Regions from separate parts of the Homo sapiens genome. Here region 1 is linked to region 2. The links are chromatin contacts, found by Hi-C in ENCODE. All regions are on one chromosome and are shown on one strand. Each heading gives the region's core, a stretch centred on a gene start or an enhancer-like site at or near the end of the contact. The rest is flanking DNA. Distances are from core to core; before and after follow the strand shown.

What was found. Hi-C counts contacts between places; a loop is a spot of excess contacts on that map. Pooled maps may share reads with other maps.
Region 1: a pooled map shows a loop between it and region 2 (19-fold over the local background). The contact joins the promoter of LNPK here to the promoter of DCAF17 in region 2. A Hi-C loop is called at or near these places in 5 of 50 pooled maps.

Annotation. Positions count from the first base shown.
Region 1 is chr2:176,000,371-176,007,870 of GRCh38, reverse strand. LNPK (lunapark, ER junction formation factor) reads left to right here and starts at 5,604. Exons shown (of 13, transcript NM_030650.3): 1 at 5,604-5,711. RefSeq lists an enhancer at 5,191-5,410.
Region 2 is chr2:171,428,709-171,436,060 of GRCh38, reverse strand. DCAF17 (DDB1 and CUL4 associated factor 17) reads right to left here and starts at 1,835. Exons shown (of 14, transcript NM_025000.4): 1 at 1,358-1,835; 2 at 875-978. The coding sequence starts at 1,483. It overlaps METTL8 (methyltransferase 8, tRNA N3-cytidine), which reads left to right and starts at 2,071. Exons shown (of 10, transcript NM_001321154.2): 1 at 2,071-2,178. RefSeq lists enhancers at 1,009-1,568, 2,388-2,457, 2,130-2,690, 2,668-2,837 and a silencer at 1,168-2,077.

The DNA of each region.
Region 1 (7,500 bases), core at 4,355-6,854, 4.6 Mb before region 2:
CACTCATATAAAAAGGGGCTATTCTTCATTAAAAATCAGGGAAATGCAAAATAGAGCCACAATAAAACAGCATTACACATTCATTACAGTAATAAAACTTAAAATGTCTGACAATATCAAGTGTTGGTGAGGATGTAGTGCAACAGAAACTTTTGTATATTGTTGTTGGTTATATAAATTGGTACAATCATTTTGGAAAATTTTGGCACGATCTTGTAAAACTGAATATATTAATATATACATGCTCTACAAACCAGGAATTACATACCAAGGTAAAGACTCCAAAGAAATCTGTGTTTATATGCTCTAGAACATATATATATATATATATATACATTCACACACACACACACATATGTACTTAAAGAGAACATACATATGTGTGTGTGTTTACACAAACTTTCACAGCAGCATTGCTTATAATAGCCTAAAGCTAGAAATAGCCTATATGTCCATCAGCAGTAGAATAAATTATGATACACCAATGCAATATAGTAACCTACAGCAATGAAAATGAATAAACTACAGCCATATCAACATGGGTAAATCTTAAAGACAGATTGATCAAAAAAGTTCAAGACATGTAAATGAAAAACTCTGTGATTCCATTTACATAGAGCTCAAAAATAATATTGTTTAAGGATGAGTAATTAGGCAGTAAAACCAGAAAGAAAAACAAGAAAGTAAATATGGTAATAATCATGATGTGGCCATCTCTAGGCACTTGAAGGTTATAAGGGAAGGAGCACATTGGGGCCTTTTGGAGTGTTGAATGTTCTACTTTGGCCCATATGGGGTTACATGAGTGTGTTATCGTGCTCAATAGTATACTTCAGTTTTAGAAACTTTTCTGTATGCTTGCCATCACCAACAAATCATTCTAATCATTTCTTTTCTTCATATGTTCTGATTCTTCCTCTATTCCAAAGCATCTACAGTGTCTCAAAGAGACTTGGGATTGCTACAGCAAGACTACAAGAACAAATAATTGAAGGGGTTCAGAATAAGCTACCATGGCATAAAAGTTATTTTGAGCTGAAGGACTTGAGTTCCTGAAATCCCTTATGTGCCTAAAAGTAAAGCCTCCCAAAAGACCTCAATTGTAATAAATCCCCTCCTGGGGAGCAATTCTAATATTTTCTTCTCTGAGGAGACATCTGCACCACACCCAGACATTGCTACAAAACTATCGTATCTTCCATCTATTCTCCTAAAAGTCCATTTATCTTTCCAAAAAGTGTTTTGTTTTCTCTAAATGCTTTGTCTCTCCCTCACTTCCTTTGAAGAAGTCATTTACTCTCCTAGAAGGGCCTCTCTGCCCTTCTTTGTCCCCTATTAAGATGGTATATAAGCTCTAAATTCTAACCACCTAGGGTCAGTTATTTGTGAATTTCTCTTTCTTTCTCCCTCTCTCTGTGTGTGTGTACATATGTAATTAAATGTCTTTTTTCTCTTGCTATCTTTGTTGTTTTAATTTGCAGGCCCCCAAAGAGGAAACAAGAGAGCGCAGAGGAAAAGTTTTTCCTCCCTGACACAGCTCAGTCTTTAAAAACACTTCCAAAGTCGGTTCTCAAGAACAAAAAAGCCTTGTCAAGACTGAAACATAGCATTTGACCCAATTTCTCTCCCAGCTCTGGCCACAGAGATTGGCTGAAAAACACCTGAACCAGGAGTAAAAAGACAGGGTGCTGGAAATAACATTGAAAAAGATTTGGGGGCCAGGAGGGAACAATGGGCCTTGATAAGAATGGTGGAAAAAGAGACTATCTAAGTGGGCTGAGTGCCATGTCAGTGGACAGGGCAGAAGGCCTAGGTTAAGAGCTGTTATCATTGCAGACTGTGAGGGCTGCCTGCTGCCTAAATACGCATCACCCAGCAAGGGACATCCACTTTCCTCTGGGCTGCCCAGTGGGACGCGCAGAACATCTCTGTCAAAGATGAAGGGTGAGGTCTTGGACCACCTGACATGGTACCATGTTCCTTTTTCCATTCCTCACAACCCTTCTATCCCTATAGATTTAGTCTGCAGGGCCCGAGAATCTATATTTCAATAAGCACTGTGGTGACTCTTATGCAGGTAGCCTCTGGCACTGGCATACCACTTCCCAGAGAAACTCAGCAATAAGAAGAATCTCCAGTGGCATTTGTCAAAAAATCCACATTTCCAGGCCCCCTATACCAGACAAGTGAAATCAGAATCTCTAGGGGATGGGCCTGAGAATTTGAGTTTTTGATAAGGGACACTGGTGACTCTCAGAGAAGTCTGGGAAACTGCTCTAGTTTAAAATTCTGTTCTCAATATATTTTTATTTATTTTTTGAGACTGAGTTTTGCTCTTGTTGCCCAGGTTGGAGTGCAATGGTGACATCTCAGCTCACTGCAACCCTCTGGCTCCTGGGTTCAAGTGCGTCTAAATATGTTTAAAAACAAAACATCTTATTTACAATAAAGACATATGTATTTTGAAAAAATAAGTACCCTGCAGAAAACAAAAAATTGCAAATGGTAATATATATTTTTTTCTCCAGCCCAGTGCTGCAGACCTAAAGATTCCAATGTTTACATCTTCCCTTGAAGTCACAAAAATATCTTAAACTTAACGTGTTCAAATTGAAATTACCCTCTTCCCCCAAACCTGGCTCTCTTCCAGTGTCCTCCATATCTCAATGATGGCATTACTATCCACCCACTGGGTCTGCTAGAAATTCTGAGTTATCTGACTCCTCCCTCTCCCTCAGTCCCCATCCCACCCCATGATATTTGAATCCATCACCAAGACCTTCCACTTTACTTCCTATTGTTCCATTTCCCCCACTTCTGTCCATCTCCTTGTTCCTACCCCAAGCCACTTGCATGCCTACCAACACTAACACCACTCATAGATTTAATTAGTCCAGTGCTGGCTCTGCTTGTGTTCCCACACTGCAGCTGGAATGATCTTTTCAAAACACAGATCCAATCATGTCAAATGCCCTCCCCCTCCCTTTTTCTCTTAAGATTACAGTTCTTAATATGGCCAATAAGACTCTGCTTAATCTGGTCTCCAGCTTCAAACTGGTGCACTTTCTCCCTGCAACCTAGGCTCTAGCCACAATAGCCTCCTTTCAGTCCCTCAGGCTTGCAGTGTTCCCTTCTGACAAAAAGGCTTTACACATGATATTCCCTCTGTTTCCCACTCTCCCTTTTTCAGTTTCTCATCTTTTGGATCTCCATTCTGGTGTGACTTCCTCAAAGAAGCCTTACCTAACCTCTTTGACCATACCAATGAATGCCACTTATGTAAGTTCTTAAGTTCTCATAACACCTAGGTAAATTCAACCTATTTTAAACTAGACCATTTAAAACTCCATTGGTTAGAGCAATTTGTTTCCTCTCTCCAAGTATTCTCTGGTGTTCTTCTCTGTTGTTCTTTGGATTTCATTCTTTAGACCCTATCCCAGAACAATTTCAGGGTTAGTAGGGGATAACTCTTGACATTTGGACTCTGCTAAAGCAGCACCTTCACTGGCTTTCTCACATTCTCTCCGGCTGCTGTTTTCTTATCATTTTCCAATACCGTGAACATTAGCCTCTATCACAGCACTTATTTAGTCTGCATTGTATTTTTTTTAAGGTTTCTCTCACTAGTGTCAGCGGCTTTAGGACAGCTGGTTTATTTATCTCTGTATCCTCAGCACGTAACACAGGGCCTTGTCAATAAATATTTGGAACCACCCTGTAGCCTGAAGTCCAGCCACAATAGTGTGTATGTTGATTTCTCTGCTTGTAATGTCTTTCCCTCACTTTATTTGCTCGATGAACAACTATTCTTGATATGAAGGAGGCAGTGGCTTAGTGTTACCTTCAACAGTGTACATAATCTTTCTACATTTCAGTTTCCTCATTTGAAAAATGATACTAAAAAGGTTGTTGGGAGGATTAAAAGAGTTAATGATTAAATACTTCTCTCCCTTCTCTTTCCAGGTCAAATCTCTACTCTCGGTAGAGCAATTCCCTAGGGAATTTTATCTCAGGATTAGGTTTTTGGAATCTCGTGTATCCAGACAGCTCTTCTCTGTCCCCTTGCTACCCTTTTTTCAGAGGTGGGGTATCGCTTGGTAGCCCAGGCTGGAGTACAGACACTGATGGCTCAATTGAAACCAGAGGACACATTACTGGCAAGTGGAAAGCCGTTCTTCCCAGTCTTCTTAGGAAAGGAGATCTTTCTGCGGTGAGATATATTTGCAAAACTGCACAGGACTTTAATACTTTGCAACAGCAAAGGTTGAAAAACAAAACGGTTAAATTTCCACATCAAAACAGGTGAAATGTTTCTGTTCATTTTCTTCTACATTTGGAAAGTGCCTGATCCACAGTGACACGCTAAACTTCAGTTCCCTTCCCCTCATCCTTGCAAGTGTACAGAACTGTAACTAAATATTTAGGCAATTAGGGCAAGCAAATTGCACAGTGAATTATGCGGTAGCTTCTAGTATAATAAATTTTCTTACCAACCAAACAATGCTCAGTTGCTTCTCTTGACAACCTGTTTGCATCGTCAAAGTTTAAATGTAACATATTAAAACTATTACTCTTTAAAAAATCATTGAAACTTTTTTGTGTATAAATAAAAAAATAGAATAAAAATAAATAAAAAATAGAAAAAAACCCATGAAAAATGTTTGCACATGGGGTAAAGCATGTAAAAGGGGTAAAGCATGATAAAAACCTTCGCTGAAGTTTCCCTGCTCACACATTACTGTGTGCACGTCTAGTCTTTTTCTCATTCAGGCATCATTTGTTATTTGTCTTTTCCAGTTGAGGAGGACACTTAATACCGTTTCGGCAGCGTTTCAAATCCGAGTCAAATATAGCCTGAGTGGTTTTTTTGTGGGTCCACCTATCAGGGCCTGTGAAGAGTGTTCTTGGGGTTAAGAGTTCTAAGATAGAAAACTCAGCTTATGCTGTTACCCGCAGGTTTTAAAGCAACATGATACGGCGTTTGAAGCTTACCTCACACCGGTGAGGTAAGCGTCCAGTCATCAAATGACCCTTTTTGACGTCCAAGAGTGACAGAGCCTCAAGCACTCCTGGGGACCGGGCTGACTTTTCTCCACTGGCTTGGTTGGGAACTGGCTTCTTCGGAGCTGTGTAGTCTTAATTTGCTTTGCTGCTGGCTGGCTGACAGCTGATGGGGGACTCCTCAGGACGGACTCCCTTCCAGATGCACCCATCTCCATCCTTCTCAACTCCCCAACCTTTGTCCTCCCCACTCTTCGCTCGCGCGGCGGTCTGAGACCACCAGGACCAGTTTCAGGGGTTTCCTTCTCCAGCGAGACTTGGCAGAACAGGCTTTAAAAGCAAAGGAGGCAGCGGAAGAGTAAGAAATAACTATATTCTAAGAGTCATAATAAATGGCAGTACATAACTGCGACACGACACCGAGCAGCCTAAGCTGGCTGCGGAGGCCACAAACACAAGATCCTAACCTCCCGGCCGACCCGCCCCAACAACTACCCGCCCAGGGTACGGTCACGTGACGGGGGAGCGGCGCGCGCCGACCGCGGCGCCAATTGGCGAGCGGCTGGAGCGCGGGGTTTCATGGGAAGGAGTTGGCCCGGCTTGTCTCTCTGTCAGTGGCGGCTGCTGCCTGCTCTGGAGGCAGGCTGGGCGGTGGCGGCCGAGACTGGCGGGGGTGGACGCCCGGGCCGGGCTGCGCCCGCTTCTTGCAGGTAGAACGCTCAAGGCGAGGGCAGTTGGGAGGGCTCTGCAGCGGGGAGGCATGCTGAGCTGTGCCCCTGGGAAATAAGCTGCGGGTTCCCCGCTTGCCTCTCCTTGGTGCCCCCGCCTCCTGCCAAGTGGCCTAGAGCTCTGCGGCGGCTGCTAGTCAGGCTGCGCGGTGGTCCGCGCAGACCCAGGCTCGCCGCCTTGTTCCCTGGATTTCCCAGCACACTGGCAGTGGTGGCGCTGGAGTCTTGAAACCCTTGTTTCCCCTCTAGGGCTGGTAGTTTCTCCAGCTCGGTTCTAGGAGATTCCGGGTGGTGACTGGCTTGAGCCCCAGCTCTTTGGCCCACTTGTGTCGAGCTTATCTCGACACAGGTGGGGCAAAGAGGTCAGAAGGTCCCAAACTAGCATTTCCTACGCTCAGCTGTCCGCTTTGAGCGTTCTCTCCGCTTCTCTTTCTGAGTTGTGCGGAGGCTCCAAGAGTTAGAAAGACCAGAAGGGACTGAAAACTGTCAGTGTCATGCTGCCGGGCTCTAGCGTGTGGGCGTGGAGTACGTGCTACTTAGAGAAGAGACTCTCCAACCATTGTCCTTATTTCAGGGATGGTGGGCTGTGGGGTGGAGGGGAAGGGCGAAGGTGCATTGTATCAGAGGCGTGGTAGGAGGAGAAAAACAAATCTAAATTCCGTCAGTTCATAGTTTACGGATTGAGAAAGAGTTGAAATTGGTCAACTCAGCTTTGCTGATGGTGCTTTCACAGTACTAAGCAAGACCCGTGAATCACTGAGTTTTCCGTGTTCTGCTTTTCCCAGTTGGCCTCCGGTGTGTGTTGCTCGGTGTCTACTGTTTCCTCCTTTCTTTATGGCCTGGGTGTCAGCATTGACAAAATTGACTCTATTCAACAGCGGTTTGGTGGGTGTGAGTAAGCTTGGTTTCAGGAATATGTTCAAACTGGCAGGGAATGCTCATTTCTTTTCCTCAGCAGCCCCCAGAAGACCAAGTTGACTTTTAACACATTTTCTTAAACAGGAGTGGTGCGTTTAAATTAGAATTTTAAGGTTGTCTGTTATCTATTGAGATCAGCTCAGTAATGATGTTAGTAAACTTATATAGTGTTTATATGTTATATAAACAAGAAAATACAAGAAAAGGAGAAGTTATATGGCTATTAAAAATATATGACTTCACATAGAAACATTTATAATCAAATAGTAATTTTTTGGTGGTATTTAGTTCAGATGAAAATTGACTTACCATGAAAGCAAGCACTAATCATTATATATTAAGAGTGCTTAATATATAATAGAGGTGTACTTTTCATTAAAATTCTTTTTGAGGAGCAATAAATGTGGCTTGGGCTATTTCAGAATTGTCTTTTCAGTTAGGACATTTGAAAGTTAGAATTCTAGAATAAATCACCTTTACTCTTCAATTGTATAGTATAATATGTTATGGAGGTACTGTTGATGGTGATTAAATAGCTTATACTTAACTTTGGAATTTGATAAACATAGAACTTCCTTTGCTGTTTCCTTCAAAGACCTACAAGGTTATTTAATGGCAGAGTCTACAGAATTTTTTGCTCTATTTCTTATACTAGAGAAAATGAGAGCAATCTATTTTTGTAAAAATACAAACTAATATAATTTTCCAATTTTAGAATTATGAAATAGGTGCTTTCTTTATAAGAAGTTAGAAATGTGTTTCATATAAATACATGTGTTTTCTGGTAATAATAATGGCTACAATTAAGCAGTTACTACTATGTGTCGGACACTGTGCCAAATGATACATAATT
Region 2 (7,352 bases), core at 586-3,085:
AAAGTACAGAATAGGTGAATCTACAGACAGAAAACAGACTAGTGGTTGCTTAGGGCTGAGGGTAATGGTGGTACTGAGGTGACTGCTTAAAGGTACATGGTTCTGTTTTGAAGTGATGAAAATGCTCTAAAATTAACTGTGGTAGTGATTACATGTATCTGTGAATGCATTAAATATTATTGAACTGTACACTTTAAATGGGTAAATATATGGTATGTGAATTATATCCTAATAAAGCCTATAAAAAAAGCTCATTTTTTTAAAAATGCAAACTGATGTATGTTTAGAATATGCTTTAAAAGAGGTCATGCAAAAGGAAAAGTGGGTTAGATAAAGCAAATGTGGCAAATCTTGATAGTTTTTGAATCTGGGTAATGAGTATATGGGGATGCATTGTGGCTTTCCTTCCCCCCTCATGTTGGACAGTTGTGGATGAGGCTGACTGTTAAACATTTTGGATCTCTAAATACTAGGCTTTTGTTTGAAAAAATTTCTCTAAAAAAAAAAAAAAAAGGCAAGTACTTCCAAAACACAATCCATCAATTCTCCAAAGCAGCATCTAATTATTTGATTGGCAACTGGATTTCTTGACTGTGGTATAAGTAGACTAAACACTAAACAGTACTCTGAACAATCTGTGGTTTTGCCTGCACTGTAGTTTTGCTTTAAGTTGGTATTTACAAAAATGACACCTGCAACTTTAGATTTAACAAGATTTTAAAATTACATGCATTTTTTACTGCCTAGTCTTATTTCGGACCCATTTTTTTCATTCTATTTCACTAGGCACTAATGTAGGCATGTGGTTCTATACAAATTATAGTTAAGATCAACAGTGAGGTGAATTACAGCAAAATTATCAATAAAAAGTTACCTGCTGACACAGCGCCGATAATTGTCAAAATATATTCTTCCTCTCTCATAGGCTATAGGTGACCTGGAATGAGTTGTCCAGACATTCTTAAATTTAGTACTTTCCTAAAAGACATAAAGAATTTCCGTTCAGGAAAGAACTCTTAGGCTTTAAGTTAGATTTTAAATTTTCAAAGCAACATAATGTCACCTATATTATTTTAAAACTTTTTGCATCCTTCCTCCACTCTGCCCTCATGTTTTGGCTTAATGAGGTGACCAACTTTTAGAATAATTGTTTCCAGGTAAGACATAAGAAGCGTAAAACTAAAAGCAGCTGGTGGCCCTATTACCACCTATCCCAGATTCCGGGCTTGTATCCTCCTCCCCATCACATGTGACCCTATAAAGGGAGGCCCCAGCGCGTTAAAACCGCATCCCCGCAGGAGGCTCGGCCGCCGCGCGCCCGCGGCCCTCCGTCCCGCCCCGGCCGGCTGGCGGTCACCTGGCACACCAGCGCCCGCAGGATGCCCAGGTTGGTCCTCTGCACCACGCCTGCGTCGCGCGAGAAGCAGCCCAGCGCCCGGCGACTCAGCCGGCTGCACACGTTGGGCTTCCGGGTCGGGCCCATGGAGGCGCGGGCCGGGCCCTGGGTAGGCTGGGCCGCCGAGTGGCGCGCCCCACACTCCCGTGCTGGGCAGCCGCCGCTGCCTTCGAATTTCGAGGCCCAGACTTTCCCGGCGGGGCCCAGGGAAAGCTGACACGGGGAGGCGGGCAGGGAGCACCCGACGGCGGGGCGAGGGAAAGCAGAGCCGCTTGCACCGCCAGAGCGCGGAGAGAAGGGAAGAAGCACTCCCTTTTCGATCTGCCCCAGGCTCTCTGGCCGCTGACAGTGCGACGCTCCGGTACCGCGCGGCCGGCCGGAGCCGCTCTCTCACCGGGAAATGTAGTTCCTAGTGCCTCGTGAGGCAGCCCGGCTTCTCCCAGGAACTACAATTCCCGTCAGGCGGCGGGGAGCGAGGGCTTGCCCGGCCCTGCCTCTGCCTGCCGCGGCCCCGCCTCCTCCGGCCCGCGGAGGCTGCGCTGTCTTGCGGGCGCGCTTCTCTGTGCTGCGAGTGGCTAGCTGGGCAGAGCCCTGGGGGCGCGGTGCTGCCGCCTCCAGGTCTCCGCCCCGTGTGTGCGCCCTGCACTTAGGGATCCCTCCCTCACTGCCCCGGTACTCACAAGCTTCTCGGCCCCGACCTTCGCCCTGGGAGGTTCTGGCCAGGTGCCGGGAGGGGCGCTGTGTCGAGGGCGATCCCCCCAAAGCAGCGTCCCGTGCTAAAGGTACGCCCCGCGGCTTTCCCTTCAGCCGCATGTTGGCTGAGGGGGACGGTAAACTGTGCTTTTGTATTAGGAAGATGCTGGCTTCCCATTCACTCTTAGTTTCACCCTCCAAACTGGGATTGAGTTACTCTTTCCCGGAGGCTTGTCCTTGGGTGGCCTGCGGGGACACTGACTGGTTTTGCGATAATTGCTTCATTTCATTTCCTCTCGCCTCCATTCTTTTTTCTTTATAGGGAATAAAATATGAAATGCTTACATTCTTATTGGACGGCCTAAGATATTCCTCGTCGATGTCTCTAAGTAAAAGATATACTTTGTTAACTAGCCCTGCCTGTATGTTCAAAGTTCCCAGCACACTAAACTTTCAGCAAGCTTGCACCACATGTGTCCCACCGCCATGCTCTAAGTCCCTTAAGGGTGGGGCCGCTGTATCTCCCACGTGGACTTGGGCATGCTACCTCTTGTTCATAGGTGCTCAAAGAAAGCCAGCGATCGCACCTGACTGGCAGAGCAAAAAGTACAGTACAGCAGGTCCTTGAATCGCATTTTTTCGTTCAGTGTCATTTTGTATAACTTGATGAGAAAAAATAATAATTTCCTACCGGGGCTACTGTTTGTGTGGATCTTGCCCCTTCTCCCCACGTCTGCATGGGTTTTCACCAGGTACCCCAGGGTACTGCCTCCCACATCTCAGTGCAGGCTGGATGAATTGGCCTTGTCTGTGTTTCCTGTCTGAGTGTGAGTGTGAGTGCTCCCTGCGATGGAATGTCGTCGTGTCCAAGGGTTGGTTCCCACCTTGCACCCTGAGCTGAGGGGATAGGCTTCAGCCACCCTCGACCCTGAACTGGAATAATTAGGTAAATAACTATCTTACTTGTTTTTATTAATCTTCCTTAAATGTATGTATAGCTCCCATTTATTTCAATGTTTAATATTAGAAGTGTTTTGGTTTGTATTTAGGAGTTTGGTGATGTTTTTGTGACCAGAAATATGTTATAGGAACTTAACTTTTGTTTATATCAATTGGCCTATGGTAAAAATGGTTTTGTTATATGTCATTTTGCTTACAGTCAGTTTCCAAAAATCTGTTGATGACATTAAGTGAGTACTTACAGTACTGGGTGAGTGTGTTGGGTCACAGTTTAAGTGTTTAGTAAACATTGGCCATATCTCTTTTTAACCCTGCTGAATTTCCTTCAGGGCTCGAGCTTTTGCTGATTTTTCATGACTTATTTACAGCATACGGTAGAGTGCTTTGTATATTTTTAGAGAGTGCTACAATAGTTAATTTGGTAATTCATGAATGCAGCTGTCACTGAGAAAACTGGAACCCAGAAAAGATAACTGGGTTTTCTTTGGCTTAAATGAAATTCAAATCATTTCTGAATTGAATTCATCAACTCTCTCATTTCTCTTTCCTCTTTGCCCCCACTTGTTTGTCTTCTTTCTTGTGGCCTTTATTTCACCACCAAGTCGTCACCAAGGGAGAGTCATCCTGGATGCCTTGCTGTTCCTCACCCACAACCAAGTCCTTTAGACTCTTATCCATCTCATCTTCATTTCACCTAAGTAATTTAGGGCCTCACCATTTTTTATCACATTATTAAGTAGTCTCTTAATTTCTGCCTTACTTGTGACACAGGATTTTTTTTTTTTGACGTTGCTTTGCCACTGGAGACCTCCGCAGCTGGAGACCTACCCAGGCCTTGCTCGGGCTGGGCTTGCCACAGGAGGTGCCCTGCACAACTGGCCCACTGGGCCACTCCTGGCTTGCACGCAGGTGTGGATCCTGTGGCCACCTGACTGTGGGCTCAGCCCCTGGCAGGAGAGGGTGTCTGAGCTGGTGAGTGCAGAGTTGTGTGGTATCCAGCTGGTTGCTCCAAGTGCCGGCACAGGAGCTGGCTCCGTGCACCGCTTGCGGCTGGACCAGGCATGTCACAAGTGACTCCCACAGTGGGCTCTGGAGTCCAGACTAGGGGAAGGTGGTGGTAACCAAATGGGTCAGGCAACCCAGAAGCCCCAGAGGTGGGTGTTACAGCATGCTAACAGCTCTTTTAGATCTGCCCTCTGCAGCCTGACGAACAGGGGCATGTTAACAGCCCTATCAGTCCTGTTACCCCACTCCCGCCCATGGCCCTGGGGCTGGCCTGGCCCCCCGCCCTGCTTCTTGTTGCATAGGGTGGCTACCAGGCGCTGCTGGTGGGGCAGAGAGCTACCGTGTTACTCTCTTCTTCCTACCCATGTTTGGTGGCATCCTGAGCTCTTGTCCTGTGTCCAAGAATGAGATTACACTAACAATCGGAGGGTGAGGAGGACAGAGAAGAGTTTTATTGAGCAACAAAACAGCTCTTGATGCAGGATTTTTGCTCTTAGCTCAGCTAGGTCTGAGTTTTTGTCTCACAATCAGTAAGAATTAGGTGTGTGGACCCCGGAGAGTGAGTGGAGTAGAATTTATTTAGTGAAAGGAAAGCTCCCAGTAAAGAAAGGGGTCCTGAAAGCAGGTTGCTGGTTGCCCCCTTTACAGTTGAATACCTGGGCTTAAGGTGCAAATTTCTGGAGGCTCCACCCCATCCTTCCAGTGTGCTCGTGGGCCCTTAGTCTGAGCTACTCCATATTGGTTATTTCCCTTACTGCACATGTGTTAGGGAATGGAATTTTCTATTGTGGGCATGTTTAGGCAAGCCCCCTGTGCAAATTCCCTTATGTGCACAAAACATCTGGTGTAAGCACTTTTGGGGCACGTCGTAGGTTCTTCAGGGACGCTTCCCTTACTGTCTGCCTAAAGCAAGCTGGCTAACTCCTTTCATTCTCAGCCAAGAGGGGACGCAAGGGTGGTCCCCCACCCAAAGTAGTTTGGCCTCTCTTCTGGCATGGCTGGGTCTGGGGCTTTTATGGGCTCAGAATGGGGAAGTGCATGCTGATTGGTTTGTGAGTATGCAAAATAGGCTAAAACAAAGGCACCACTCAAAGGTGGGCACAACAGTGTGAAAAAACAAATTAGAGAAGGGTGGGTATATGTAAAATAGGTGAAGGGTGGGGATCAATCAGAGGAAAGTGCACCAAATGGGAAGAGAGGTTCTCGATCTGGTCCATAGATTTATCCAGGACATGTAGCTAGGCTTTAAGCTGTCTTCAGCTTGAAGGTCAGGTTTCACTGGGGACCCACCCCCATCTGCCTAGGATTTGTCTGCCTCCTGCTGCTATCACTTGGGTACTTTTAATTCCAGCCCTCCTCCATACTGCTGCCAGAGTGATTTTCCTAAAGCACAAGCTGTCACTTGCCTGTTGCATTCTTTCAGCAGCTCCGAACACCCATAGCAGAATTTCTTATTTATTTATTTATTTTTATTATACTGTAAGTTCTGGGGTACATGTGTAGAACGTGCAGTTTTGTTATATAGGTATACATGTGCCATCGTGATTTGCTGCACCCATCAACCCGTCACCTACATTAAGTATTTCTCCTAATGCTATCCCTCCCCTAGCCCCTAGACAGGCTCCCTTTTTTTTTTGTTTTTTGTTTTTGAGATGGAGTCTTGCTCTGTTGTCCAGGCTGGAGTGCGGTGGGGCTATCTCGGCTCACTGCAGCCTCCACCTCCCAGGTTCAAGTGATTCTCCTGCCTCAGCCTCCCCAGTTGCTGGCATTACAGGCGCACACCACCATCCCTGGCTAATTTTAATATTTTTAGTAGAGACGGGGTTTCACCATGTTGGCCAGGCTGGTTGTGAACTCCTGACCTCAGATGATCCGCCCACTTTGGCCTCCCAAAGTGCTGGGATTATAGGCATGAGCTACCGTTCCTGGCCCATAGCAGAATTCCTTTTTTTTTTTTCTTTTTGAGACGGAGTTTTTTTGCTCTTGTTGCCCAGGCTGGAGTGCAATGGTGTGATCTCGGCTCACTGCAACCTCTGCTTCCCGGGTTCAAGTGATTCTCCTGTCTTAGCCTCCCGAGTAGCTGGGATTACAGGCACATGCCACCACACCCAGCTAATTTTTGTATTTTTAGTAGAGATGGGGTTTCATCATATTGGTCAGGCTGGTCTCAAACTCCTGACCTCAGGTGATCTGCCTGCGTCTGCCTCCCAAACTGCTGGGATTACAGGCGTGAGCCACCACGCCTGGCTGAGCAGTATTTCTTATACCCAAATAAGATACTCAGGATCCTCCATTGTTAACTTAAAACCTTTTTAGTATGTCACATATATGCAAAGATAAAATTAGGTATAAACTCCTCATCTTGTCTCTTTCTTGTTTTTTGTCTTTTTAATTTTTTTATGTGTGTGTTGTATCTTTTATACACCGATAACACCCGAACATTTACAAGTTAAATGAAACAAAGCTATAAAACCAATAAATTCAAATGATTGTGAGCAATGAGACTTTAGTTGGACCTAAAAAGCTCTAATCATGAATGTCCTCTGTGGCGTACCTTCCTTACAGAAAGGTCTGTCCATATTGCCCTTGTGTTGAGAGATTACTTGATGCCTTCACCTCTTTTCTTTATATAAATCACCACAAAACCTTCATTTGTTCAGTATGTCATGGCTTCATTTGTCCTTTACTTGACAAACAACATCATTTACATACAGTAGTCCCCATTTCATTCTCATTAACATGTATCAATGACAAACAGCACCACTTGTTTAGCAATACACTCCTAAACACACGTGTGAATTCAAATCTTGTGACAGCACTCAATTAAAAAGTGCTCATTCAGATGATCCAGAGTGTCCTTTTGTTAATATTCTTTTTTTTTTTTGAAAGATTTTTATCAAATTGAAAATGAAAGGTTTCTCCTACAGAAATCTCATAGCCTTGAAGATATGTGTACAAAATCCCTAGGGGTTCACATAAGGTACCTTATAGTACAAAATCTGAATCTCTTTGGGTAGAATACCAGGCACTTCATTATCTTCCCATGTTTTCATTATCTTGCCCACATTTTCAGCCTCATCTCTTTGGCCATCCCTCATGTTTGCTTTTGTGGTTCTGACATGTTTGCTGACTTTCTCAAGCCAATGTGCCTTTATATTTGAGATTTTCTTTATCTGAAGCTTCCTTTCCTCTCCTCTTATCAGTTGATCTCAAGACTCATCCCAGGTATCACAGCTCCACTGAGACCCTTCCCCTAACTCCTCCAGCTTGGTTAGTAGCCTTTTCTGTGCTTCCATGT